Linked DNA regions of Homo sapiens: region 1 is linked to region 2. Evidence: chromatin contacts called from ENCODE Hi-C data. All regions are on one chromosome and are shown on one strand. The core of a region is the stretch at or near the end of the contact, and the rest is flanking DNA. Distances in the headings are between cores, read along the strand shown.

Region 1 (5,058 bases), core at 1,487-3,986, 2.1 Mb before region 2:
TCAACCTCTTTTAAATCTGTGGCTTTTGAGCCTGAAAAGCAGGCTTTTAAACGGCTCCTGGTGTTCATGTAAGAACATTGTAATTTCAATTTGAAAACTGAGTAATAGTCTTTGTCGAATTAGATTCTTTCTATGTTATAATATTCCTCTCATTTACAAGCTAATGAAGTTAAGATTTGGAAAGGCTGTTGTTCAAGGAAATAGAGCAACTGGAAGGACAAACACCTAACATAAGCACCTTGACTTTTACTATTAGTTTCTGTCTAAACAGCATGCTTTTGGCCGACGCTTCTTAGAAAAAAAAGGCACACAAGTTGGGGGAAATATTAACTTCCTGAATCCCACAGTGAGTGATGCCATTAGAAAATAAGTACTGTAGTGAAACAGTTCTGGTTGTTTATTTCATTTCAGTAAGAATGTGTGTGGAGACCCTGGTCTGTGTTTGATTGTGCTAAGAATGTATGTCCACACCAGACTTGGACACAAATGTTCATAGAAGCATTATTCATAATAGCCCCAAAATGAGAATAACCCAAATAATCTATCAACTGATGAATGGGTAAACAGAATGTGGTATATCCATAAAATGGAATGTCATTATTATTCAGCCATAAAAAGGAATGAAATGTTGATACATGCTGCAATTTAGATCAACCTTGAATATATTGTATTAAGTGAAAGAAGCCAGTCCCAAAAGACCATATAGTCCACGTATAGGAAATGTTCAAAATAGGCAAATCCATAGAGAGAGAAAGGAGATTAGTGGTTGCCATGGGCTGGGGAGATGGGAAAATGAGAAGAGAATGCTAGTGGATATGGGGTTTCTTTTGGGCATGATGAAAATGTTCTGTAATTAAATCGTGGTAATGGTTGCACAACTCTGTGAATATACCAAAAACCACTCAATTCTATACTTTTAAAGGATAAATTTTATGACAGATCAGTTATATCTCAATTAGATGGTTTTTTTAAAAAGCCATTCTATGTGTTAGGATAGAGGTGGTGCACGTGATCACAGGAAGGATACAAAGGAATCATGAAAGCATATATGTAGATACGAGCACTTTATTCTTTAAAAGGAATGAATGGAACATAGCAAAGGAGTAATAAGGAACATGGCAAAACTTATTTTACAGTTGTTATATTTTACCCCCAAAGCAGATGTAATGTGGCTTGCTTATAAACAATAAAACACACAGGTAAAATGACCGGCTGAATTCATCAGCAGCATAACCTTTCGGCCTAAAATATTCTATGGGTAAGCTGCAGACTTCATGTGTGCTACAGAGAGTAAATAACAGCATTCAGGGAAGAAAAATGTGTGTTGGATGAATTAGAAAGCTTTTGAAAAGGAGCTGGCACCTATACAAAACCTGAGATTTCTAAAGAATGAGGAAAGAAAAAGACTTTTGGAGAGGCAGAGGAGCATGGGCAAAGGCCCTGTGCAGGAATGAGGCTGGCCCTGAAGGAGAAATGCGGGCAGCCAGGTGGGATGGAGCCGGTGAGAGCTGGCAGTGCTGGGCCGCTCTTCAGTCCATTTCTCTTCCCTAGACCATGTCTGCAGGCCTCGCAGCAGGCAACCCTCTTCACTGGGCTTTCTTGGATGGTAAACTCAGACCACAGACCTCAGAGTCTTTGCCAGGGGGAGGTCCTGGTGCAGTAGGTGTCTTTATATTGTTGGAGCACCTCGTTTCTATTAATGCTCACATCTTCCCATATGTAGAATGTTTGGTCCTCACCTCTTTAGAGGAGATGAGACATGTTTTGGAGCCTGGAAAATAAGTCACAAAAAAGAAGTGAAATGACTGGCTCAGTAGTTTGTCAATCCAAGAGTAAAACACCTTGAAGTTCTTCTTATAGGATTCTATCACTACTATATACCTAAATACTACAACACTGTGTCTTCATGCTTAACTTGGCTGGAATGACTGCTATCAAGTAATAGACAACTGTTCATTATTTGTATATTTGCCATACAGTTCAACCCCAGCAAAACAAGAAGGGCCTTCCCTTTAAAGCACAAGTCAGGTACTAAAGTAATATTCTCATATATTTAAACAATAAGTAAAATAAAATCACAACAATACTCTTCTGAATGTGGTAAAAGATGTTTTTCAAGAAACTAATGTAATCTAAGGACATTCTCTAATAGAATAAAAGACAATATCGATGTCTGAGAAATTTAGGTTAAAATCACTTTTAAACACATGCTGAGGGTCATTAATCACAAAGTTTTAGTTAATAGTTCTTATTGTGAGGCTTATAACTCCCCAAGCTTAGACTGATTGATTACTTTAAACACCATCATTTTGTCCTCCTTTTTGAACAGGGGGAAGCTACAATACTGTCAGAGGAAGCTTTTCTCAGCCCCAAGATAGGATAAGCAGCCCTTTTTTAGACTTTTACAGTGACCTTTGGCCAATTGAGAGATAGTCCTGATGTGCTTGGAAGGAAGTCTTCTGTAGCCAGTATAGCCAGCAGATTGGTGGCTGTAACGAAACCTCCAAGACCATCCACTGCAGGCTACAAGAAACCAGAAAGTGACAGGGCTGCAAGGGAGGATGTCTGAATCTCATGGACCTGAAACTATAAACACAGGCCTGCATGCATCATTTCAGGACAGTTTTTATTTCCAAATGCCTGATCTCTGGACAATAGATAGGCTCCTTATGAAATCCTACCACCAAAGGAGAAGCTCAGCTGAGTTCCACTGCAGTTTCAGATCCCTTTTATGCTATTGAGCTATACTAATTGTTGACCAGAGTTTTATAAAAGAGAACAGGAAATCTCTTGTGGTCAAGACAATTTGTAGTGGTCTGAAAGCATCTGATTCTCAGAAAAGAAAAAATTCTTTGTAACCATATTAAAACCCTTACCAAATATGATTGTTTACAGTTTTCTTTGTATTCGATCAATTCATTTTTGCTTCAGTGGAGACACATTAAAGAGATCTAAAATGAGAAGAAGTGCCACAGTTTTTAAAGTGGAAACTTGTGGAGTCCTTGCACTTTTTTTTTTTTTTTTTTTTTTTTGAGATGGAGTTTTGCTCTTGCTGCCCGGGCTGGAGTACAGTGGCGCCATCTCGACTCACCGCAACCTCCGCCACCCGGGTTCAAGCGATTCTCCTGCCTCAGCCTCTCGAGTAGCTGGGATTGCAGGCATGTGCCACCATGCCCAGCTAATTTTTATTTTATTTTATTTTATTTTTATTTTTAGTAGAGACGGGGTTTCTTCGTGTTGGTCAGGCTGGTCTCACACTCCCAACCTCAGGTGATCCACCCGCCTCAGCCTCCCAAAGCGCTGGGATTATAGGCATGAGCCACAGCGCCTGGCTGTCCTTGCACTTTTTCAGACAAATGCTCCAGCATTATAATAAAATACAACTAAGATCAATAGCACGTTATGGGCATACATCATACATGTATTCTCTTTCCTATACCTTGTGTAACCTGCACAGGATATTAGATATGCAATAACTGCACATATTGTAAAATAATGTTTTAGATTTATCACATGGTTCCAAGAGCATAATTCAGCCTGTTGTCTTATTTAGTAAAAAGTCAACATCATTTTATAACAAGAGACCACCAGGCATTGTACACGTGATTAAGCAATTTTTGTAACTCGGCCTGAATTAATTCGCAGTCTCATAAATTGGATGTGAACATTACCTTATGTATTTGGGGGCCTATCTAACTATAGGACATTACTAATCTAGTAGCCATGTGATTACTGTTATGGGGAACCCAAGCCTACATTCCAGAAACTTACCAATAAAACAAGCAAACAAACAAAAAACTTCTTAAATTAGCTAAGTGTTCACGTTAGTATTATTATTTATTGAAATGGAGTTTTGCTGTTGTTGCCCAGCAACATTGCTGGAGTGCAATGGCATGATCTTGGTTCATTGCAACCTCCCCCTCCCAGGTTCGAGTGATTCTCCTGCCTCAGCCTCCTGAGTAGCTGGGATTACAGGTGCCCGCCACCATGCCCGGCTATTTTTTGTGTATATACATTATATATATATATATATATATATTTTTTTTTTTTTTTTTTTTTAATAGAGACGGTGTTTTCCCATGTTGGCCAGGCTGGTCTCAAACTCTTGACCTCAATTGGTCTGCCCACCTCAGCCTCCCAAAGGGCTGGGATTACAGGCATGAGCCACCGTGCCCAGCCCACTTTATTTTATTATGTCACAGAGCAGTGATCGTAGTGGGACAGTAAGTTTACTACATAGATGGAACAGGGAGTGGTTGTGTCACATGCAAAATATGATGGAGCCAATTTGGATCTTATTATTTATGTTTTACTTAATTATAAGCTTAATTCTGGGCCATGTTACTCTACTCTCCATCAGACTTAAAGTATTTTTTTAAAAAGTCAAGAAAGCAATGGAGACTCTAGTGGAAAATGGAAAAGAGGAATAGCTTGCATTTTTGTATAAAAATTTTATTAATAATGGCCATAATATAGAATTTTTTTTTAATTAGAAAGAAAAATGTCTAATGTTCCCAGTAGATTATAATATGTAATATTCCCTGGAAACCAAGCAACACCATATATCTGTAAATTATCCATCCGAATAGGAAACAAAGGCATCCCAGATCATTTAAATTCAGCAGTAATCCCCAAAGCTCAATTTAGGCATGGTTCTTAATATTCTACTCCAAAACTTCAATATAGTTTATTTACTATTTATCTTCTAACAGAGTGAATAGCATAAAATAAGCAACTTGAAGAAGGGAACTCTAAAGGAATTAAAAATGTAAAATGTAGGCCAGGCACAGTGGCTCATGCCTGTAATCCCAGCACTTTGAGAAGCCGAGACAGGCAGATCACTTGAGTCCAGGAGCTGGAGACCATCCTGGACAACATGGTGAGACCCTGTCTCTACAAAAAAAAAAAAAAAAAAGTGAAAATTAGCCAGGCATAGTGGTGCGCACCTGTAGTCTCAACTACTGGGGAGGCTGATCACTGGAGCCCCGGAGGTCGAGGCTGCTGTGAGCTGTGATTGTACCACTGCACTGCAACCTGGCCAACAGAATGAGACCCTGT
Region 2 (5,260 bases), core at 1,830-4,329:
CACCTCTTTCTCCCACTCCATTTACTATTTATCACCATATCCTGACAATTTTTTATCTCCATTTTCTCAGTATTTCTGTTTATCATATATGGCTCTTAAAAGGATCAGATGAGATATGCTAGCACTTTGAAAAAAAAAAACCTTAAATTTGAGTATTAGTATACATTAACTGAAATCTCTTTGAAAGCAGTAACTTTGGCAAGTTCATCTTTTTTATTTATGCCACATGGTACCCCTAGGACGGTGTTTTGCATGCAGATGGCCATTAAGTAAATATATTGCAATGTATTATTTGAATTGGCTTCATACATGTTCAACTGAGACATTTATATATTTTTAACAATCTATATTTCCCAATCCAGCCATCAAAAAATGATCTCCTAAGATGATGAGACTTTTAAGTTAAATGACCCTGTGAAGCGTATGCTACAATGGATACTTTTGAGTCATTATGATGCTCGTTGTTTTAAAAGCCTATCACCCTTGGCCTAGCTTTCCTAAAAAAAATCTAAATCCAATATTCAAGCCCAAATCTCACATAAAAGAGTCTTACTCCCCCTTACAGTTCATTTTGAGTGGGAGAAAGTATTAGAGGACTATTTAAGCTTTAAGTACCCTGAAGGCAGACAGAATGACAACTTGTAAAGTTGCCTATCTCATTTTCGTATCTTGCAATGAGAGCCGGGATGACATTCTGAGTATGAAATACACTGTGCAATGAAAAGAATTATTGTTGCTGACAACTTCCCAAACTCTTGCATTATGTACATAATTGCAGGCTCAGATTTCAAGACTGTCCTCTAGCAAAATCTCACCACATCAATTCAAAAAACAGCTCCCTAGACTAGATTTCCATCTACATCACAATCTTGCTCATAATCCTCATTCACACAATACTTTTCCTTCATCGTACCTATCAAACTTGCAACCACCTATCCGTTTGTATGACCATTTGCTTCTTGTCTATTTTTCCCTCTATTCACAGCTGTATTCCCAGCACCTAATAAGGTGCCTGACATATCACAAAAATTAAATGGCTCTAGGTGAGTCAATTAATCAAATGAGGAATGAAACAGTCACTTAACTGGAACCAAACAGCAGGGAAACACAAAAGCAAATGAAACAGACCTCGAGGCTTTAAGATCTGATTCTCACCCCAAACCAGACAGAGGATGATTTTCCCCTTATAATTTGTGCGTTCTTCATTTCTCCCATTCTTCCTTTCTTCCTTCAAGGAGAACATTTTAGACCCTCAGAATATTTAAGCTTTAAGTCACTGAGTCTAAAGCCTTACAAATTCAGTAACTGAGATCCAAAGATACGAGGTGACTTGTCACCTTGACCCTTAGGTCCAATGGACCACTCTGCCCCACACCCAATGTCATCCTACAAAACCAATATTTTTATACAAAAGAGAAACCAGGAAAAGTCTAGAGAGAAAACGCATGCGACAATTAGAAGGCTTACTCATCCCCAAGTGTGAGGAACTGCCCAGAAAAATGCCAGAAAACAAAATCAAGTCTGTGCAAAAGATTCCCATGTCACACCACCTGTCCCCTATAATACCCTTCTAATACACTTTCAGGAGCAACTCATCAGCACCCTTAACTCTCAGAACTAATTTGGGGAAACAAAATAGGTTGATAAACATGAAAGAAGGTATCATCAAACTACAACTCTCCTGGCCACCCAGACTAAAATCCACTGTGGAAACTATTCAGCCAGCCACCAAGGAGAGGCAGCAAAATATAGTGCTTAGATTTCAGAGCTCTGGATTTACACAGGCCTGTCTGAATCCCAGCTTCTTACTAGCTGAGATCTGAGGCAAGCTAAGTCGTCCAATCTGCAGTTTCTCCCGCTGTAAAATGGGAATAACCCCCACCCCAGAGGACTGTTAACAGTGTGAAGACACTGTACATAAAGCTCTCCAAACAGTGCGTGGCATGTAATAAAAGCTCAATAAATGTCAGCTATTTGTCATTCTTTTCAGCTATAATTTCGTTCACAAAGCCTACTGCCTTTCTAGCTTCCATATAATTTTAAAGACATTCCTCCAGCCTTTTCATTTTCGAGGGATCTTTTATACAGCAGCTTAGAGCACACTTTCTAGTATCAGACTTCCTGCGAAAACCATTTGAAAACCTGTGCCTCGGGCTCCTCATCTGTGAAACGAGCCTGATAACACCTACCCCACAGGACTGCTGGTAGTAAGCAGTCCCCGAGTTACCCAACCTATCAACAGTATATGATTAAAACGCACTTGGGGAAAAGCAAAGCTGCAACTCTCAAACCCCAAACGACAGTCTTAATCCCAGTCCCACCACCACGATAGTGCCCAGAACCAATCACCAAGGTCGACCCACCTCACGCACCTAGTTTCTTCTCACCCCACGCAGCAACAGCCCCTCCCGCCCCGCCAAACAAGGGTTTTCCGAAATCGCAGGGCTGAGTCTCCTTCCACGGACACCGCACTGCTGGGGCCGCGGCAGAGCCCTCTTAATTCAAGGGGGTGGCCTCCCCACCCCGCCCCACAGCGCCGGGAGGCACGCAGTGCATCCTCCCTGCCTGGTCAGCGCCGCCCCACGCCGTTCGCGCTGCAGCTCCCGGCTCGCGTGGGCTCAGGGCCGAGGCCCCACGTCAGCCGCTTCCCGGACCCCAGCGGGCCGCCTCCCACCCTGCTCGCCGCTGCTCCTGGTGCCGCGGGCCGCCCGCGCGCACACCCAGCGGTCAGGTGCGGCGCCGACGACAGGGTCCCAGGCCCCGAGGCTGGGGAGCCCCTCGGGCCCAGCCGAACCGCACGCGGAGGCCGCGCCGCCAACCGGCTCCCGCCGCTCCCACAACCGGCGCCGCACTCACCGCTACGCCGGAGTCCGGGTTCCTCCGGCCTCGGGCCCGCGCAGGCCTGGCTGAGCCCCAGAGCGTTCACGCCCCGCGCCGCCGCCCGGGGATCCTGGCGCAGCTGTCGGGGCCGCAATGCGAGGGGACGAACGTATGCGACCCCGTCCAACGCCTCCTCGTCCCGGCCCCGGCCGCGTAGACAACTGCAGTGTCGCAGCCCGGCGCAGCCACAGCAGCGTCTGTTGAGCGGAACCGCCTGGGACGCTCACCCCCGGCCGGCACTCGTTGCCTATGCAGAGAGGCTGCCACCCATTGGCCCGCGAGCGGTGGCGCGTGCGGGGCTGGGCCTATCGAATTCGGGCCGGGGAGCGCGGCGCTGGCGGCCCGGGGCGGGGCGAGGTTACTACGGGTCATTCCGCGGAGCCGCCGCGGACCGGACCTGGCTGCAGTCTGCGCGGGGCGGGGGCGGGAACGGGGTCGACCAGGAGGGACGGACCGCGGGTGGGGGAGGGGAGCGGGGATCTGCGGCAGCGACGTGGGAGGAGCGGCTAGCCCAATAGGGTCTGCAGGAGCTCCGTCCCTCCAGGAAAAAACACCCCTCCACCAAAAAAAAAAAAAAAAAAATTACAGTCGCACAATTATTGCTGTAATGTATAAATTTCAATATAAATTATGAAATAGTATGCATATTCTTTTTCGTTTTTAACTGGATTAGTTATCCCGTTCTTGCAGAAATTGCTGTCAAATCCTGCCAAATAAAATGGCTTTTGGAACTGCCTGGGGCAAGAAGAGCCTCAAAAACTCAAAGCTTATCCATTATCATTTCTCTTGTTTTGGCCTCACTTGACCTAGCATATAACCCGTTTTCCTCTAAATGCACTCACCATGCAAATTTGCTATTTCTTTTCAAAAAATAAAGTTTACTCCAAATTATTGTTTTTGAACGTTCTTAGGAATCCACAGTGGTTCTGTATTTTAAGGAGTTTGCCATTGTTTCTCGTTTTAGACACTAAACAAGGATAAGAAAGAAAGCATCCAGTGCAGGTAGTAGAACTACATGTACTGTAAGAGAGAAGATTTTCACTCACCCAGTACTAGTAGGATTGGTCTCTTTTTTTAACCCAACATATTGTTTAGTTTGCCTGTGAACTTTTCCTTAAGTAGGTGAAAGGTTGCCTTCCTGAGCCAGCCTCAGGCTAAAGCAGGCCTCATTTCCCAAGAGAATCAAAATCAGGAAGCCGCCAGAACTTGAACTAGGTGGAGCGATGATGCACCAAGCAAAGAGAGCTCACTCACCGTGGGCCAAGGGCCAATCGAGAACCTAAAGGGATGGATACCTGACTCAGGCAAACTGTTCTCCCACTTCAAAATATGGCAGTTCAGTTGCTCATTAATCTGTTGAAATCTTATCAAAGGATACATCCTGAAGATAAATGGAATGCAGAATTTCTTATCTGAAAAGACATTCGCAGCTCTGCAGAGAGAAGCAGGCTTTAGAAGTAGTACTTCTAGAACCATGAAATCCTCTGGAAAATACTGGTTTTTTTCCGAGAGAAGAAAACTAATATTGCACCTTTTTATCTATCCATAAGCCTAAAACAGACTAGAAGAATTCCAACAATATCTTTCTTCATTATCTTTATATTATGGAATATATATTATGGATATGGACCTATATTTAAAAGAAAATGGTCCTGGGAATTAAAATTCTAAATTCTCATCTTGTTTGCTGTTTAACAAGCTAAGTAGAAATACATAGAGATACTTCAGAGACATTGTGGGTTTGGTTCCAGACCACTGACACTTAAAGGGAATATCAAAATTAAGTGAGTCACATGAATTGTTTGGTTTCCCAGTAAATATAAAAGTTATGTTCGCCGGGAGCGGTGGCTCACGCCTGTAATCCCAGCACTTTAGGAAGCCAAGGCAGGCGGATCACCTGAGGTCAGGAGTTCGAGACCAGCCTGACCAATATGATGAAACCCTGTCTCTACTAAAAATACAAAAATTAGCCAGGCGTGGTGGCATGCGCCTGTAATCCCAACTACTCGGGAGGCTGAGACAGGAGATCGCTTGAACCTGGGAGGCGAAGGTTGCAGTGAGCCGAGATCGTGCCATTGCACTCCAGCCTGGGCAACAAGAGTGAACTGCATCTCAAAAAAAAAAAAAAAGTTATGTTCATACTATAAAGCGTGCAATAGCATTATATTTAACAAAACAATGTACATATCTTAATTTAAAAATACTTTATTGCAAAAAAAATGCTGGCAATCACCTGAGTCTTCAGCAAGTTGTAATCTTTTTTGCTGGAGGAGGGTCTCACCTCAGGGTTGATGGCTGCTAACTGATCAAGGTGATGGTTGCTGAAGGTGGGGATGGCTGTAACAATTCCTTAAAATAGACAACAATGAAGTTTGCACCA

Evidence for each region. Hi-C counts contacts between places; a loop is a spot of excess contacts on that map. Pooled maps may share reads with other maps.
Region 1: a loop to region 2 is called in a pooled map, with 4 times the contacts of the local background. The contact joins the enhancer-like site here to the promoter of ACSL3 in region 2. A Hi-C loop is called at or near these places in 4 of 50 pooled maps.

Annotation. Positions count from the first base shown.
Region 1 is chr2:224,920,094-224,925,151 of GRCh38, reverse strand. The region is part of intron 2 of DOCK10 (dedicator of cytokinesis 10); the gene reads left to right. Among named protein-coding and RNA genes, the nearest start is that of MIR4439, 88 kb to the left of the region's middle. Within about 2 kb of position 2,736, at least 7 of the 41 ENCODE cell types and tissues checked have a DNase peak (open chromatin) inside an H3K27ac peak, as active enhancers do.
Region 2 is chr2:222,858,855-222,864,114 of GRCh38, reverse strand. It overlaps ACSL3 (acyl-CoA synthetase long chain family member 3), which reads right to left and starts at 3,079. Exons shown (of 17, transcript NM_004457.5): 1 at 2,857-3,079. RefSeq lists silencers at 2,584-2,953, 3,024-3,353 and an enhancer at 3,070-3,364.